Regions from separate parts of the Homo sapiens genome. Here region 1 is linked to region 2. Evidence: chromatin loops called from intact Hi-C (ENCODE). Cell type or tissue: Calu3. All regions are shown on one strand. Each heading gives the region's core, and the rest is flanking DNA. Links, peaks and the distances in the headings are about the cores only. Region 1 overlaps MEP1A (meprin A subunit alpha). Region 2 overlaps PLA2G7 (phospholipase A2 group VII).

Evidence for each region. A loop is a pair of places that touch in the nucleus more often than their neighbours do. Peaks named below come from ENCODE experiments on the same cell type or tissue, not always from the same donor. Only the 100,000 strongest peaks of a DNase experiment are listed, where the experiment ranks them.
Region 1: a loop joins it to region 2, with 3 times the contacts of the local background. A loop is called at or near these places in 6 of 110 quality-filtered maps.

The regions. Positions count from the first base shown.
Region 1 is chr6:46,827,636-46,837,366 of GRCh38, forward strand. MEP1A (meprin A subunit alpha) reads left to right here. Exons shown (of 14, transcript NM_005588.3): 10 at 1,721-1,936; 11 at 5,439-5,903; 12 at 6,943-7,116; 13 at 7,614-7,914. Among named protein-coding and RNA genes, the nearest start is that of MEP1A, 39 kb to the left of the region's middle. In Calu3, for the core only: no CTCF peak of the experiment used is centred there; no DNase peak of the experiment used is centred there.
Region 2 is chr6:46,715,039-46,724,769 of GRCh38, forward strand. PLA2G7 (phospholipase A2 group VII) reads right to left here. Exons shown (of 12, transcript NM_005084.4): 2 at 7,745-7,887; 3 at 1,937-2,058; 4 at 1,346-1,490. The coding sequence starts at 7,853. Among named protein-coding and RNA genes, the nearest start is that of PLA2G7, 15 kb to the right of the region's middle. In Calu3, for the core only: no CTCF peak of the experiment used is centred there; a DNase peak (open chromatin) is centred at 4,233.

The sequences.
Region 1 (9,731 bases), core at 1,080-9,079, 110 kb after region 2:
TGATAAGCCACTGACACTTTTCCTCCATCTTTGGAAGAGGGTAAAAGCTTCTGTCACAGATCAGATTATCAAACATATCATCCCAAGTGTCCAAAGGTTGATCCAAGCCTGAAGTGCTCTCTAAATTTCTGTTGTAGCCTCTAATCCAACCTAGTCTGTGGGCTTGCTGTTAGGCTAATGTACAATTGCCAGCTAAACACAAAGGTGATCTTTATTGTGAGCGGAATCTGCTGAAAAAATGTTCTAGTAAGAGAAAAGGACCACAGCCCAGAAGAAAGATCTGGAAAAGCTGTATCAGGTTAACTTGAGCAGCTATTATGCTTCTTTCACAAGAGGTATTTAATGGAACATGTCCCTCTGCTAGAGAGCTCTTGCATAGTTACAGGTGGATGCGTAGACACAAAGAGCTTGAAGGATCCATTGGGAGGATCCCTCCCATTCAAAACCCACGGAAATAAACACCTAGGGAGAGCTGGGGATAATTCAGGCCTCCTGAGTTCTGGGCTTGAATTATTTGACTCTCAATTCATGCTTCATAATACACCTGGGCAAGAATTCCTGAGTAAGAATTACCTAGAAACCTTTATAGCCTTGTGCGCTGTTTTTTTTTTTTTTCTAACCCAGGCATTCAATATATAATTATAATTCAGAGGTCTCAGGCAAGTTCAAATATTGAGAAGAAGATACAAGGGAATATAATTTGCCCTGATTTAATATTAAAGTCGTTTGATATTTTAAGCTTGGTGGGAAGCTTATTTAAACCATCATTGCTTGCTGCTGATATGAAAGGCACGTGCCTCAGTGTGAGGCAGGATGAAGCTGGGAGCATCACGGAGCAACGCTGGAGTATCCAGCACTATACTGTACACTCACTTTATTTTTATCTTGTGAAATGTTTTGATGGAAGCATTTTGATATGGAGTTGAGTGTTGGAACACAGTATAAAGAACCTCTTCATATGCAAGAATTTTTCATTGTGCTTGACTTTGACAAGTGTGTGGTTTACCAAACGGTACATTTGTTTGGCTGCTTGACTGTTTTTAGGGGAAAGAGTTTTGAGATATCTGAGTCAGGTAAACCCTATCTCTGGCACTAATGTAGACACTTTTCACCCTCTTCAGTGTCCTTCCAATTCCTTCCTTTACATTCAGGGGAAATTTCCATTTAGTCTCTAATGTGTCCTGAATAGCCCTTCTTATAATATAGTAAAGATTACTTTTTTGCCACTGATAATACACCCAGTTATTAGGCTAGCAACAGGGGAAATTGAACCCTTATTGTCAATGTTTAAAACCAAATCCTAAATCTTTGAATTCCAGTGTCTTATACAACAACCAGACCAACCCAACTCTTTTCCTTGGAATGAATCTCTAATTTAAAGAATGAAGTCAATGAGAAAAATAGAATTCATCTCACAGACACAAAATTCCATCAAACATTGCTTGAAGCCTGTGTTTCTTTAAGTCAAAGGTATATATTTCACAATCTTGGAACAAAGGCAATCAAACACAACAGTGGAGAGCAAGCTTTAGCCAGTGACTAAGTCCATTGAGACAGAGAATATTTACTGACAAATGTCCTTCTTTTTATTTTCCTCCGAAGAGTTCTAGTTTTTGTTGCCTGGACAATGGCTGTGGTTCACTATTTCACTTTGTTTGGGTGGACAGAACCCTGGGGTGTGGGAAGCCAGACGTGTGATGTTTGGCTGCTCTTTCCATAGGTGCCGGCTACTTCATGCAGTTCAGCACCAGCTCGGGGTCCGCGGAAGAGGCAGCCCTACTGGAGTCTCGGATTCTTTACCCAAAGAGGAAGCAGCAGTGCCTGCAATTTTTCTATAAAATGACGGGAAGTCCTTCAGACAGACTCGTTGTCTGGGTCAGGAGGGATGACAGCACAGGCAATGTTCGCAAGTTGGTGAAGGTGCAGACTTTTCAAGGTACTTAGAGGCATTCACACGAGGAATGGATTGGGTTAAAATCCGGGATCCTGCTTCTTCTCCTCCTTCCCTCTTTCCTCCTACTCCTCCTTCTTCTCTCTCCTCCTCCTTTTCCTCCACCCACTTTCTTCTCTTCTCAGAGCCTATCATAATATATGGCATGTTTTAATTACTCTATGAATGTTTTAACCACTGAGAAATTAGAAGCAGTATCTTGGGCTTAGGTAGGGATGAAATATACTTTTGTAAGAAGCCAATCAGAATATACAAATCCAGTTTTCACTGGAAATTTAGAGAAAGCAAAGGCCAAGACTGAGAAAATGGATGGTTCAGGAGTGGAGATAAGAAGGTAAAAGACCTGTGCGAATTGATGCTGCGGGAGAGAGAGTAGTTAAATAGTTGACCAGCTCACGCCTGGAATCCCAGCACTTTGGGAGGCCGAGGCGGCCTTGTGGATCACAAGGTCAGGAGATTGAGATCATCCTGGCCAGCATGGTGAAACCCCGTCTCTACTAAAAATGCAAAAATTAGCTGGGCATGGTGGCGCGCGCGCATGTAGTCCCAGCTACTTGAGAGGTTGAGGCAGGAGAATTGCTGGAACCCGGGAGGCGGAGGTTGCAGTGAGCCAAGATTGCACCACTGCACTCCAGGCTGGTGACAGAGCAAGACTCCATCTAAAAAAAAAAAAAAAAAAAAAAAAAAAAAAAAAATTGACCAAAGTGTTTTGCATCTGTTTCAGAAAAACAAATGATACCATTATTTAATATGCTGAAGTAACTTGAAGCCTACTTGTGAAGTTGGTGGCAAATAAGTCATTGGTATATGTTAACTTCCTATAATCACTAACATGTTCCTAAGTGTCACTTTGTATATTTATATAAGAAGGTCAGCATGTAAATGATTATAGATGGAGAAATTTTTGTTGAAAAGTAAGAAAGCCTGTCTCCCTTTTCCTAGTTATGAATGAACCACCACCATAACAAAAGAAAGCAAATACTTTGTTTATAACCCTGGATCTTGATTTATGGCCAGATTATCCTAGCATCCAACTGCCTACCTTAGCATTTAATTTATCAATTGAAATGAGTCCAGGGAAAGGAATTATTTTTTATATATCTGCTGCTCTTGAAGAAGAAACCTTCCTTAGAGGTCACTTGTAAGAACAGGTGCCCAAATCGCCTATATCCAAGCCACTCTGTGGGCTGCCTGGGAACTCTACAAATCACAGTTTTGAGGGGTTCACTTTTCTGGTTGAAATTTATTATAGTTTATATGATAAAAGGATGACAGCTAGATACTCTTTAAGAGTTGAGGATGTGTTATGTTACCAAGGATTGTAAATATTTAATGAGAAAATGAGTTAGAGTTTCAATAATATTGATGGGACCTATTATCACTCACTTTCATCTAAAGCTAAAAGCGTTACTTCTAAGCATAAAATCAATCAAGCAAACATCCTATGCTTAATTTAGTTTCTTACACTGCTGTGCTTTGTGTTTCATTGAATTCAGAGTATGCCTGTGTACGTTCCCTGGGAACACTGTATGAAAGGTTTTTTTAAGTAGTCTGTTCTGATACTGGTTTGTCAATGAAACTTTTCAAAAAGGTTAGTTGAATATCACTTAGTGTTGTTTATGTGATATTCAACTTAAGACAGTCGCAACCAATTTGAATAGCTTTTAAGTTTTGCAAAATGTATATTTTGACCAAAACACTTACACACAAAATGTCTCCATATGCATATCTGTATATAATATATGTTACATACATAATGCTTATATACAAACTTACATGAAAAATGTTGGCATACAACTATGTGTATGTACACACACATGCACACACACACGTTTTTACTGAGGCCAGGACTTCCTTATAGAAGACAATTCTGAACTAACAGGGATTAAATTTGTCTCAAACAATCGTAGTAGCATTATTGCCTGACTGATTTAGGGCAGCCCTGTGGAAGCATGTAAACGAAACCATCTTAATAATTTCATAGATGAATTTCTGCCTATGTGGTATAGCCTCTTGGGTCTCCTTCCCAGTGCCAGATTCCCCCATCTCAACCTCATTTTGACATCCTATATTAAGAAAAAACAAAGCAGGTACTAATCAGCAAGAACAGAATCCTATTCTCTTGACAGAATTCCCATGATCTATAACCTGCTGGATAAATAGTTCAAATCCTATATCTCTGTTCCTATTCCTAGACTTTCTGGCACCTATTACCCTTCAAGTCCATGTGTCTTCCACTAGGCTGCCATGCTCTCCGCAGGAGAGGGCAGCTGCCTAGATTTGTATGTTACAGAGGTGGTCGTGTGCCTTCTCTACCTCTCTCCTGTGTTCCCATGTAACCTACCTCTCTCCTGTGTTCCCATGTAACCTAACCACACAGGCCATAATCAGCTCCACCCTAAGAAACAGAACATTGTTAGACCTGTCCCTTGAAGTTGTACTTAGAGAGAATGGCCTGAAAACACAAGGGAGATTAAAGGTCTTTTCCTTTTCAGGGAAAGTATAGTTCTATAAGTAGATATCTGGTTAAAAGACACAGAAGAAGGAAAAAAGACACTCATCTGTAGGAACTCAGTTTAGCCAACATGACTTCCACTTGGAAGCATTTTTCCTCTCCTCTTCAAGCCCAACTCTAGGGAATACCCTGTGCAAAAATATCAGTGTAGGCACATCTCTTTGCGGAATTGAGTTGCTTTGCTTTCGCAGTTTCCTCTCTCCAGTACCCCCAAGCTCCTGTCTGGCTTCTTATACTGTTCAACCCAGGATCCTATGTTCTAGAACGGCCTTCTCACCATCTTTCCTCAGCTCTTAATTCGAAAGTCCCACTTCTAGTTCATGCTCAGAGAAAAAGCAAGTAGACCTAATCTTTATTAGAACGTGCATTTCCAGACAATAGTACTCTATTTGGCTTACTTTGCTCCCCTACATGGTGGACTTTCAGATAATATAAGGAAGAGAAAAAAGTCTAGATGTTGGAGAGGGAGTCAGTTTTAGGTAGGGAAGATCCAGTCAGTCCTACAGGTTATTATCTGCTCTTCAGCATTCCTTATAGCTCTCTGGCAACAAGTGACAGGTCGGACCATATGGAGTTACTATTTTTTTTACTTTTGGCTTAGAAAATGGCTATTTTATATGATTCAGCCTAACACTTGGGTTTTCTTTGCTAACCTTAGGGGTTACAGTTGAACCAGCCAACTCAGGAGGAAATCCAGAACCTGGATTCTTATAGTGGAAAACAAATTCACGGTTAAGATTTGAATGTGAATTTTAAAATAAATCATAGTATTTTAAAAAACAATTTTTCCTTATTAGGTATGTAACTTTGGAAAAGTTACTTAACCAGTTTATAACAGTACCTATTTTATAGGGCTGTTGTGAGGATTTAATGAGATAATTTATGGAAAGCACATGGCACTGTGCCAAACTCATAATAAGTACTCATTAAGTGTTGGTCACAGTTCTCACCAGCCTTGTTCTCTGTCCTCAGGAGATGATGACCACAATTGGAAAATTGCCCATGTGGTGCTCAAAGAGGAACAGAAGTTTCGCTACCTTTTCCAGGGCACAAAAGGCGACCCTCAGAACTCAACTGGGGGAATTTACCTAGATGACATCACTCTGACAGAAACCCCCTGCCCCACAGGGGTCTGGACAGTCCGGAATTTCTCCCAAGTCCTTGAGAACACCAGCAAAGGGGACAAGCTTCAGAGCCCTCGATTCTACAATTCGGAGGGATATGGTTTTGGGGTAACTTTATACCCAAATAGCAGAGAAAGCTCTGGTTACTTGAGACTTGCTTTTCATGTGTGCAGTGGGGAGAACGATGCTATCCTGGAGTGGCCGGTAGAAAACAGACAGGTGATAATTACCATCCTTGACCAGGAGCCTGATGTCCGGAACAGGATGTCCTCAAGCATGGTGTTCACTACCTCGAAGTCGCACACATCTCCAGGTGGGTGGTGTCAGCGCAAATAAGAACTGCCCCTTGAACCAGAGAGGCCCACAGATGTGATTCTGTGGTGCAAGAAAGAGTAACGTTCTCCTCACATTGTCTGTTTGGGAATACCAATAACATAGTCTTGTTGGAGTTTCAAGTCAAGATTTTCAATGCCATCACATCCTCCTTCCCTTTCCTAAATTCACTCATCAAACATCTATTGAGGGCTTACCATGTGCCAAAGTCGGTGCTAGGTACTTAGAATACAAGTGAATCAGGTGATCCCTGCCTCACTGAGCTCGTTGTGATTGAGGAAATAGATACTGCTAATCATTTATCAAATACTTGGAACTTGCTGGGCTCTGTGCAGAGCTAATGTACTTACTCCTAAAATAGTACTCAATGTTACTATGTTCATGAAGTAAACTTACATCAGTAAAGAAATGGGCAAACTATTTTTTTTTTTTTTTTGAGATGGAGTCTCCCTCTGTCGCCCAGGCTGCAATGTAATGGCGCATTCTCGGCTCACTGCAACCTCCACCTCCCAGGTTCAAACAATTCTTCTGTCTCAGACTCCCGAGTAGAGATGGGGTTTCACCGTGTTGCCCAGGCTGGTCTTGAACTCCTGAGCTCAGGCAATCCACCCGCTTTGGCCTCCCAAAGTGCTAGGATTACAGGCGTGAGCCACCACGCCTGGCACTAATTTTTTTTTTTTTCAAAAGAGAAGACTTAAGCCTTAGAAGAAAGAAGCCGTAGCTGTCCCTCTCTTTTCATTAAGAAAGTCGCTCAGTAGCAGACAACTGATCACTCAGAGCTGTGATTCTCTGCCTCTCCCATCTTTCAATTCTGAATTGCAATTCTCCTGGAAATAGTAAATAGCCTAATTTTTTTCCAACACTTTTTTTATTTTTATATTTATTTATTTATTTATTTATTTATTTATTTATTTATTTATTTATTTCTGATTCACAAAGCCCTGTATCCTCATTAAAGACAAACTGGAAAGTGAAGTCTAAAGAGGTAATGTGATTTTATGTTACCTACAACTTTGCAGCGATAAATGACACTGTCATCTGGGACAGGCCGTCCAGGGTGGGAACCTATCATACGGACTGTAATTGTTTTAGAAGCATCGACTTGGGCTGGAGTGGTTTCATTTCCCACCAAATGCTGAAAAGGAGGAGTTTCCTGAAAAATGATGACCTCATCATATTTGTGGACTTTGAAGGTACTTTTGTTGGTCTTCCTGAGTAAATAATCCTATGCTCTTGGCACTCTACTGATTTTATCCTGATTTTTAAAGCACACACGGAGGGTGGGGATGAGGTTAAAACAATGTGTTGTAGGAGAATCACATTTTATTCAATTGGTCAAGGACTCACATCTTTATTTTAATTGTCCTTGAAAGAAACTGAAATTTTAGTGTCATCTTTTTGATAATTTTATCAGAGGTAACCGTTCACTGATTTCAATTTAGTTTCCATCAGCCTATCCATGCTAATTTTATGCTTCATTTTGCAAATTCAATAAATAAAAATGTGACTGGATTACTTTAAAATAAAAGTAGCTAATACTGTGGGAATCAGCTGGATTCAAAGCCACTTTTCCATGTCACTAGGGGTGATGGGAGATAGAAGCAGGCTGGGGAACTTTCACCAGAAGTGGGAGTTAATTGTAGTCAGTTACTAATCCTGGATCTTCCTCATGACTCTCTATTTCCTGAAGATATCACCCACCTCAGCCAGACTGAAGTTCCCACTAAAGGCAAAAGACTGAGCCCCCAAGGCCTCATTCTCCAAGGCCAGGAGCAGCAGGTCTCCGAAGAAGGTTCGGGAAAGGCCATGTTAGAGGAAGCCCTACCTGTCAGCCTGAGCCAGGGGCAGCCCAGCCGACAGAAGCGGTCGGTGGAGAACACAGGCCCCCTGGAGGACCATAACTGGCCACAGTACTTCAGAGACCCATGTGACCCAAACCCTTGCCAAAATGACGGCATCTGTGTGAACGTGAAGGGGATGGCGAGCTGCAGGTAGGCTCTGTGGCTGGGGAGACAGGCAGGCCAGCAGACCTGGGCCGTGTGCATGCTTGCTCCTGGTAAAGGCTGCTGTTTGCAGAGTAGGGCGAAGACTACCTCAGATGGTCAACTGAATGCGGTTTTCTTTGACTCTACAAAGGTGTGCCCTGGATTCATGGGCTTATGCTGCCAGGACAGAGGCTTCCCAGGTCACCTTGTCTCTTGACTTTCACCCCTTTTCCCCTCTTCTGGGGTATTGTCAACAGCATCTTGGATGTTGTTGGAATTTCTAACTCTAACAACACCCAAGATGGCTTCTAGCCTAGGGACTTTCTACTCCATGAGGGTGGGTCTCAAGACCAAGCTTAAATCTTTGCTGACTACAGATGTTATTAGTTCCTAATTATTATTAGTTCTATAGTCTGTCATTTACACTGTACTATTATTACAGTTATATTTTCAATAATAGTAGTAAGAACACCTGATATTTCTGACCCCTTGTTATGCATCATGTAGTCTCCTGAGCATCTTACACGCATGATCTAAATTCATTCTCACTGCCACCTGTGACATAAGGGCTCTCCTTATCCCCGTTTAGTGTGTCAAGAAGTTGAAGCTTAGAAAGATTAAGTAATTTATCTAAAATGTACCCAGATGGAAAATGCTGAAGCTGGGACTTGCATCTAGGTCTGTCTGGCAGCACAGTTTGCTATATTTTATAGTTCTTTTTATAATGTTTGCTTGCATAAAACCCTAAAAACTGTTTCACAAAAGGAGGTATGTGATGACAGAAGCAACAGTTCCATTTGAACAGTAGCAGATGTAGAAGCTATTCTGCCTGCCTCAAAAATTTACATTTCTTCTGAGTTCTTTTTAGTCTCCTTTTTTTTCTCTTTTTGTAGCTTTTATTTTGAAATAATTTTAGACTTACAGATACAATGCAAAAATACTACAGAGGTTTTCTCTATACCATTCACCCAGCTTTCCCTAATGTTAGCATATTACACAAACCATAGTACAATTAGCATAGCCAAGAAATGAACATTGGTACAATGCTAGTAAATAAATTACAGGCCTTATTCAGCTCTTCCCAGTTTTCCCACTAATGTTCTTTTTCTATTTCAGGATCCAATTCTGGATCTCACATTACATTTAGCTTTTATGTCTCCTGTCTCCTAATCCCCTCCAATTTGGGACAATTCCTCAGTTCTTTCTTGTCCTTCATTACCTTGACACTTTCGAAGATTACTGGTCAGGGATTTTTTTTTTTTTTTTGGTTCATCTTGTTCTTACATGATTAGATTGAAGTTTCACATTTGTGGCAAGATTAGTAAAGATGTGCTATGCCTTCTCGCTGCAGCGTGTGAACAGGTACATGATGCCTATACATGTCATTACTGGTGATGTCAACCTTCATTATCTGGCCAACAGCATGTCCACCAGGCCTCTCCACTGAAGAGTTACCATTTCTCCCTCTGTAATTAATACGTATATTGGGAGAGATATTCCAAGACCATGGAGACATTCTGCTTTTCCTCAAATCCTCACACACTAATTTCAGCATCTGTTGACACATCCTGCTGCAATACTCACCACTGAGATCTTCTAATGTTGATTTCCTATATCCTTCACATTCATTAATTATAATCTCCTGTAAAGAAGAATGGCACCTTCACCCCGTTAATTTGTTTATGTGATTGTTTATTCACATCACGAAGGAATCATAAACATTAATTTTATTCAGTGGGCTCTGTTGCAATAATTTCATGATTTATTTTGTTGCTTCTATTGTCCCAGCTTTGGCCTTTGGGAGCTCTTCCAGGTTGGCTCCT
Region 2 (9,731 bases), core at 920-8,919:
TTCTTTCCTCAGACCATAGGATCATTAACGATGAGTTCTTACTGACAGCTCTGGACTTAAGGTGAGAGATTTTCCCACTTATAGGTGTATTCATAAAGGCTGCTACTTACTGCCATTCCCAGGTTTTGGAAAAATTTTAAAGGGAATGTTCTGAAACCAAACTACCCATAAAACCTTGGATACATTACACTAAGAGCCAGAATCTAAGAAACAGAGACTCTGTTCATTATGATTTGGTCATAATCATGCAGGAAAAGGTAGAGAAACCACTGACTTCATACTGAGTCATGGATGCAGCTCTGCCACTTCCTAACTATGGATCTTGGGCAAGTTCCTTAAACTTTCTGTACTTCAGATTCCTCTTCTGTAAACTTCAGAAAATGATATCTCTTTCATAGGGTTTTTGTGAGAATTTTATTTAATTAGGTAATATATGTAAAGCAGTGGTGCAATCCATCACATAGTAAGGGGCTCAAAAAATGGAAATATTGTCTTCTTTCACTTCTCAATTTTTATTGTCACCATTATTATCAGCAATCATTTGTGTTTCATTTTCTCATCTATAAAATGCAGATGCAGTCATAAAGACTGAATGTGATGATTGCTATGGAAGTGATTTATAAATTATTTTGCAACATAAATATGCAGAGTTATGCTATTTTCATGTCTGTTATAAGTGGTTTTTAAGAAAATTAAAAGCCGATGTTTAAGATGAATCCCAAAATTTGTAGATCGTTTTGAGGGGTAAATGTGAAGACACAGTTAACATCAGTCCAACAGTAGTGTCTAGTCAAACAGATAAGGAAGGAAAAGTCTATATTAGCAGAATGTAGACAGTAAGTGAAGAATACACATCAGATTGTCTTAGCGATGGGGGTAGGTGATGGGAATGAGAGTAGAGTCTCTTCATGTATGACAAGAAAGGCATTAGCTTTGACTCCTTTGTTTTGGATCTGGAGAGTTTGATGGCTTCTACTTTCTTTCTCTTTTTGTCTAACTTTAGCACAGAGCATGCGGGATAGTGGCCACACCAAATAACCTGCTATTCTCACCACGGTATTGCCTTCTCCATGGTATGTCAGATGAAAACTAAAGAGCAGCCACAGAAAGATGTCAGAGTCAGTCTGATACTCTCGGCCACTCCCATCCAACTCAGAATGGACAAAATGAGAACCTTGATTCTGTCGTAGTTGCCTGGGCTTTAAAGAAATACTTTCCTTATCATTTTAGGAGCTATTTGGACTGAAGAAAAATCTACTTTGGTCTTAACTACTTGAAGTTCTTGTTGTTTTCAAGGTTTTCATACATGCAAGAGCCTACAAAGAAGGATCAACAGAAATCTTACCAAAGAGTAACCTCAAAATGTTGCCCATAAGCCAGTGTGTTCCAAGAAATTTGCTAAGACCCCAAAAATATTCTTTATTTGGGATCCAAAGGGTGTCAAGGCGATCATTATCTTGGGATGGATAATATAAACGCAAGAAGGTGCCCTGTTAAGAAAGAAATTAATGCACTTTTAGAGAAGTTGTGTCTCAAACATATTCCAGCAGCTATTTTGCATATTTAATTAGTGGGGACTCAAATACCTCTGTGTTCACAAAAAGGTCTAAAGAACTTTTTAGGCTGCTGTGGTGATTGAAGATAGTCATGAAAGAGAAACAGAAAAACAATATTCTATCTCAGTGAAAGGAAAATACAAGCAGCCTGGCTTCAGGTATTAAGGAAGTGAAAAATAAGGTTTATAGAGAAATTAATCAGACAATAACAAAGAATTGAGGAATGGCCAAACTAGTAAAAGCCTTCATATGAAACAATACAAATTGCAAAATGAGTCATTCTCAGGTGAGGGCAAGGTCACATTTGAACACCTTCTAGTGGTCCATAGCGACAGACAATATTAGAGTATCAGGATAAGTTGTATAAATCAAAGCATTACCTTATTAGTGTGATCAAACATTAAGTCTGTACAACCAACGGAATAAGGCCCATTTCCCCGGGGGATTTTAGTTTGGCCAAAGCTTGCAGCAGCCATCAGTACTTGTATTTTGTTGACCCATGCTGAAAAACAGGTAAATATTATCTCATTTGTCATCCATTACATATCAGATTTTATTATGCAAAAGAATTCCAACGGAATCAAGTTACTTCCCATAGTTTCTGGCCTTCTTTCTTTCTCAACCTAACAAGTAAGATATGCAATTATTGAGGGTCTGCTCTGTTTGAAACACTGTGTAGGGGTTTTGGAGGGTAAAGAGATGAAAGTAGACATAGCCTTTCTCTCAAGCTGCCTTGGACTGTTACCTCCTAATGTTTGCAGCCTTGCCCTCTCATTCTACTTCTATCCAGAGTAAATTAAAGATGACTTCACAAATCTGTTTTTCCTAAACATGAACTTTATTTCACATTTCAGATTTGTGCCTATAACTTCTCCTTGAGCATCTCTACCTGATGTCCTTCCCATAAGAATGTCAAAATGAAACTAGTTTCCAAAATGAAACTAAATGATCATCTTTCAACTCTCCCTTCTCACTTTCCAACCACACAGCCTGCAACTCAAGAACTCCTCATCTCCTGCACCACAAGCCAGAAACCTGGGAATCATCCTATTCTCCTACCTCTTTCTCACCAACCACCCTACATTCAACGGAGCCTCTATTTTCTTTCTTTTTTCTTTTTCTTTTTTTTTTTTTTTGAGACAGAGTCTCACCGTGTTGCCAGGCTGGAGTGCAGTGGTGCAATCTTGGCTCACTGCAACCTCCGACTCCCTGGTTCAAGTGATTCTCCTGCCTCAGCCTCCTGAGTAGCTGGGATTACAGGTGTAGGCATGTGCCACCATGCCCAGCTAATTTTTGTATTTTTAGTAGAGACGGGGTTTCACCACGTTGGCCAGAATGGTCTTGATCTCCTGACCTCGTGATCCGCCCACCTCAGCCTCCCAAAGTGCTGGGTTTACAGGCGTGAACCACCACGCCCAGCCCCAAACCTCTATTGCTAACATTAGTTTTTAGCTTAGAATGATCTCCACAATATATCGCTGACCCTCTAGCTCAACTGTCTCATTTATGCCCTCACTGTCTCTTGACCAGACTGTTGCTCTCTCTCCTAACTGTTCTACCCACGTTGGATCTTGACCCCTTCAAATGCATCCTTTACACAGCTCCTGGAGGGATTTAAAGCACAAATCACACCAGACAATTCTTAAAATCCTTCAATGCCTCCCTATCAGCAAGTGTTCTTTCCTTGAAGGAGGAATGTATTGTAATCTTTTTGGAAGGCAGTTTGTAGGAGGAATTTAAATCTACACATGCTTTCCTAAGCCAATACTCTGCTACTTGCAAAAATGTGGCCTATCCTTCCAGTGCTCTGGGGTTGAAACATACTGAGGTTCACAGGTGCACAAGTTAAATCCCAAGTTTCTGGGCACTGCAAAGAAACCCTCCACTGGAGGCCCATTGCCTCATACTCTTCCTCTTCTTCTTCCCCTTAAGTTATACCCCTTCCTTGTGCTACAGTACTCCTGAGCAACACACTGGGCTGGTTGATGCCACTGCACCTTTGTAAATGCTACTGCCTATGCTTAAATCCCCTTAGCAAACTCCCATTCACACTTTAATACCTTGGTCAGATGTCCTGTCTTCTCTGAAACCTTCCCTGATTTCCCAGACAGACTTAATCATTTCATCCTCAATATTACATAGATTCTATGTGCATGTGTGTATACACACATGTAATCATTCTTCCTGTCACATATTAAACTTATGTGTCTGCATGCTACACTAGGCTCTTTCTTCAGAGCCATATCCATGTCTTTGCATCCTCTTAACACAGTGTCTGGCACATAGTCAATGCTCAACAAATACTTGTGAAAATAAGCTCAGTTAACTTGAATGGCCACTGGTCTCTCTTGTTTTCCTTTAAACCCTTTATCACATGCAGTATTTTACTCATCCACTCCTAAAACTACTTTTCTCTCTCTGGTGCAATCTTCCACACACCAGCAGCTTCATCCGTTCTCCTTTCTAAACCTCAATCAAATCCATATTTAATTACAAAATATCAGTGTATTCAGACTCTCACTTTTCTTGACATATTCAGCTTGTCCACCCATTCCTTCCATTGGATGGTGGGAGTTGATTACTCTCTGCTAGCCAGCTATCAAGAGCTATGTTAGATAAAGCGTCTGCATCAATACCATGGAACATTGCCCAGAAAAGTTTTGAGTCATGGGAAGAAACCAATTTACAGCCTCCACACTGGTGACTCATGTGTGAAACACCTGCCCATGATGAAGCCTTTCAATACATAAGGCTCAGCTACTCAAAGCTGATCCATGGACCAGCATCACTGGCACCAGCTGGAGCTTGGAAATGCAGGCTCCTGGACTTCACCACAATTCCACTCAATCAGAAAAGGAGTGCCCATTAAAGTTTAAGAGACACTGGGCTGAAGTTCCAGACCACCTGCCTGACACACAGGTCAGCAATCCATGGTCAAATGGTAGGAGGTAGTTTCAAGAAAGGCAAGGGGAGAGGGGATGGAGATGAACAAACCCTGTGAATTGGAGGGACATGGTTCTATTTCAGATTTCAGGTGTACCTCTTACAAGCTATAATCCTCTGGCCTAGTTGCTCCCCTCTCTGATCCACATTCGTAAAATGACATAAAAGCACTTGACCAGCCCACAGTACAGTTGTAAAGATGAGGTGAGAATGTAGGTCAAGTTCTTAGTACAAAACATGACACATAAGGGGTAGACAAATAATGCTGTTTACTCCTTCCCCAGAGTCCATTTACTCTTGCTAGGTAAATCTGTGCTGAGTCCTTAGGGAAGTTTTAGCAGGTCTAACCTCTCCCCAGGTAGATTCAAACCCCAGAAACTTTTTTTTTAAACTTTACCTGCAAGGTGAACTTTCAGGGTCTATTTTGAATTACAAAAGGCTCTTCTTCCATTAAAAGAGTATCTACTGAGCCATGCTTCTGGTGTAACAGGGAGATGTGAAGTCCCAAGGAGGAGGACCTTAAGGTAGGGACACCTGCTTCTTCTTCTGTGGTAAGCAGCCTGGTGCTACTGCAACCCCACCCCTAGGCAGGCATGGTGTGCCTGTGCAGGGCTTGCTGCAGGGAGACCTCTGGCTCACACAACTCGCTAAGGAGCCCCAGGGCCACAGCTGCTGTTGGAGACACTACCTCTAGAATTGGAGGCTCAGTTCTGGAGGCATGGGAGGGTTTCACCCAACACAAGCCTCCGCTTGTGAGATCTCAATTCCAAAGGACAGGGGAACATTTTCCAATAAGTTAGGAGTGCCCTGGTTGTCCAACACCTGTTCTCCCTGGGAAGTTTCCTCACTCAGCATTCAGGAGCATTCAGGTCAAGGTGAGGTCTGCCTGTTCCAGGACACCTGACCTCTGAGAAGACCTCAGGAATCATCAGGCTGATCCAGGTTTTGGTATAGGTCTATGGGGTCCTATGCACCAGTGCCAGGGTGCCTGGGGGTGGCTGTGGAACAGGCTCCATAGCCTACAGCTGACCCGGTTATGGGCCTGGATTTCCCATTCTCTAACCATCTGTCAGGAGTCATCATTAAGGAAGTGGAAGGAGGAGACTCATCAGATCAAATGACCACTCACACAGTTTTGTGGTTCAGAATTTATAAATGTCTCTTCTTAGTTTTCTTCAACTTTATTTTAATAGGAGGATTGGAACCTATGGCATGCTATTAATTTTATTACATATTTTTGGTGGTTTTCATTTGTCAAATATTCCTGATGTTCAGTCTTGGGTTTGGAGATGAACTGTATACATGCTAGGACAATTACACTCTTATATGGCTTTATGTCCTCCATTAGTAAAGAGGATATCTCTAGCCCATTCCTACAAACCTTTTAACCTGCATAGCCATATTTTCTGTGTATTCATTTAGTAAGAAATTATAAAGAATCACCTATTATTTTAATCTTATTTAATAAACTGTTTCTAATACTTTAAACCAATATATATGCATTCTTTTTTTGTTTGTTTTGAGACAGAGTCTCGCTCTGTAGCCCAGGCTGGAGTGCAGTGGTGCAATCTCAGCTTACTGCAACCTCCTTCTTCTGGGTTCAAGCAATTCTCCTGCCTCAGTCTCCCAAGTAGCTAGGACTACAGGTGTGCACCACCACACCCAGCTAATTTTATGTATTTTTTTTTTTAATATAGACGGGGTTTCACCATGTTGGCCAGGCTGGTCTCGAACTCCTGACCTCAAGTGATCCACCCACCTCGGCCTCCCAAAGTGCTCAGATTACAGGCACGAGCCACCATGCCCGGCCTGCATTCATTTTTGAACATTTAGAATGGGCATTGCATTGGGCTCAATGCTGGGACTATAAAGATAAAGCAACGTCCCTGTCCTCAAGTTTCTGTCAGTCCAGCAACAGCCTTCCAATTATTTTTAAAGACAAAGGGATTTTAAAAATGTTTAAATTTTTACCCTGTACCAATTAAAAGTGAAGGATATAAATGTTTCCCGAATGATGATTTTCCCACCATCTAAGATATTACCTGTTCTCAATCCATGAAAAAGGTAGTAGGAAAAATGAACTTAATGTCATCTAGGATGCAGGACCCTTGAATTTGACTACACATTTATTGTCTTAGTCACCAGTGTATCCTTGATGACTTAACTTCCTGATGCGTTATAGGATGAATGGACCTGTGAGATATTATTCTATTTCCTATGCAAATGTAGATATAAGATATAAAACCTCTCCTAATGCATTCATTTTCCTGCTTATGTAGTAGGGCAAAATTTAAGGTACTGAATTATGAAAGCTCTTTTGCAAATGCTATCGTAAGGAGTCACCCATCAAGCTTGAACAATTAGATCCAGAGTGACCCACAACTATCCAGGTGCACAGCTCTGTAGGTATAGTCAGTATGACACCATTCAGAAGCCACCTACACTGCTCTCCATAGGAGACTGGAAAGAGAAGTTTATGCATCACAATCCTCTGGGATGAGCAGGAATTTGCAAAGCTCCAGAAACAATCTTTTTCCAATTAAGGTCTCTCTTAGTGACATTAAATGTAGCCGTCTAAAGATGGCTGTCCCGTTTTGGCCACTCCTCCTGGGTTAGTCTATGCCTTCCACCTCTTTCTTTCCCCACTTACCACAAGGCAAGAAAGAATGAGTGATCACATCCATTCTCATCTGGAACTCCCTAGCACCTACTTGTCCCTACTTCTCTCTATTATCAGGTAGGAAAGATTGTTTCCTTTTGGATCCCAAGACCTGAAATTGTTATCTCACATGACTTTCCACTATTAACCAGGAGTATGCCTGTTGAACAAGACACCTGCTTCTTTTTCACCTCATGGAAGCAGGTTTTGAGGCTGTCTTGGAGTGGACTCCAGACCAGTTGCATTACTATGCTTGTGTGGGCATGCGTTAGGGCAGTCAGAGAGAGAAGGGGTGGCATTAAGGAGGTTCTCCGTGGTGATTGCAAGCTGAGCGTCCAGTATATCTTAAAATGTCCCATCCTGGTTCTGTCCTGCAGTCCTGATACTGAAGAACACAAGTGCTTCTTCAATTTCAGTTGAAATGAGGAAAAAGTGAGAACCTCTCCCCTACTCCAGGAGAATACAGGATCTCCATAAGCCTTTAAATAGGACTTGTTTAGATGTGCAGATGTGCAACTTCTTGGGGCCCACTTGAAGTATGGCGACAGATCAGTTGCTCAAGACCTTGAACAAATACACCTCTTACCTGATGATTTCATATGGGCAACAGGATTTATGTATTGCCAGTCAAAAGGATAAACCACAGCCAGGCAGCCGCAGAGGCAGAAAAGCACATGCAATTTGGGTGGCACCATCTTGGGAGCTGAGCAGCAGTTTCAGCTTAGTCTCCTTCGAAGCAGATGATTAAAAGAAAAAAGAAGTATGCAATGAAGAGGCCTTAAATAAGCTGACAAATCAAGAAAGGCTGAGGTACTAGTAACACTTGGAAAAAATAAAACATGTATTTTCTGTGCTGGGTTTTAGATTGGTACTACAATGGTAAAATCCTTGGTAATGTAGGATTACCATTACCTACATTACTAAGGATTACATTGGATTGTAGAGCAGAGAAATAATACTTTCAGACAGTTAGATTAAGTTTTTGGTCACTAGTTTTCTAACTTTATAACAGTATGGTCAGCTATAAAAATAGCCAACAAAATATAACAAATATAACAACCATCTGTCATCATCATAATAATATCCATAGGTATGTCTAGCACATAGTAAATAATTCATAAATTTTGGCTATTTCCATCATTTAATTATATAGTGACTATATTTCTGCTGCTGTGGTTGTTTTGGGTGTTAATATGATGTTATATTCTTGCTAATTTCTATAATCCTACTATGATATAAGTTTCCAAAAAGCAGAAGTCAGGTCTTATTTGTTGTCTCAGTGCCTAATAGAGGGCCTGGAAGAAGTAGTATTGCATAGATGCTTGTTGAATCAGTAAATGAAACAAGAGAATATGAGATGTGTGGTAATAATAAATTATAATTAGTCTGTATGCTAACATCTTATTAGCAAAAACTATCTTGCATTTGTGCATCCATTTTCCCCCCTAAAATTTGGCCCTTCAACTTTTGTGGGGGATAGAAAAGGTCCAAGCCACCATCATCTCTTACCTAAAATTTGCCATCACCTCTAACGAGTCTCCCTGCTTTTGCCCTTGACCCTAAAATCTATCCCCAACACAGCAGCCAGAGTGATTGTGTCACCCTTCTGCACAAAACCCCCAAATGGTGTTATATGTTACGGGGGAGAAGCCATTCACCCAAAATAGCTTATAATGATCTACATAACCTTTACTCAACACACTCCCAATCCTTCCCCTAGCCCCTCTTGGACACCTGCTGCAATCACACTTGCTTCTTTGCCATTCACCAAACATGCCAAGTACTCCACACCCACCTTCCATCCCCACTTTGAGGGCTTTGAATGTGTTCCCTTTTATGGGAATGCTCTTTGCTCTGACACCCAAATGACTGGTCCTCTCACCTCCGGGTTTTTGCTCCAGTGATACTTTCTCAGTGACACTTTCCCGGTTCAATCTATTTAAAATTGCAATCTAACCTCCTTCTTCACACCAATACATTCCCTATTTCCCTCCCTACTTTATTTTTCTCCAATATTTATCACCAACTAACGTACCTTGTATGTTATTTGTTAGTTGTTTATCACCTTCCACTAAAAACTTAGTTCTGTGAGTGTAAGGATTTTTGATGGTTTTTCCCCCTGCTGTATTCCCAAGACCTAGAATAGTGCCTGGTGTACAGAGGCACTCAGTAAATGCCTGCTGAGTGAATAAATCTAGCACATCTGGTTACTAATACAAACCGAGCCAAGTTTAATGATCCGGTGTCCCACTGACACTAATGAAGCACTCGTTAGTATAGCTATTTTGCGGGAAGATGTAATATAGATGTGTGGCACAGACAATGAGTGCTCCTGAACATCTATGTGCTTCCCTACATTTCTTAGCCGCCCCTGTGGTTGGGCTGGGCCCATGGGGCTAATTCCTGAGAAACAAAAATTTGAACAGAAGTCGTCTGCAACAGAGTCACTGTATCTCCTTCATGCCTTCCTTTCCCTGACACAGCAAACTTAGAAATCATGTGCTGATGTAGTGCAGTCTTGAAGTGAAAGACGCCTGGATACCTAGTCACTGAACAGAGAAGAGCCCCTGCCA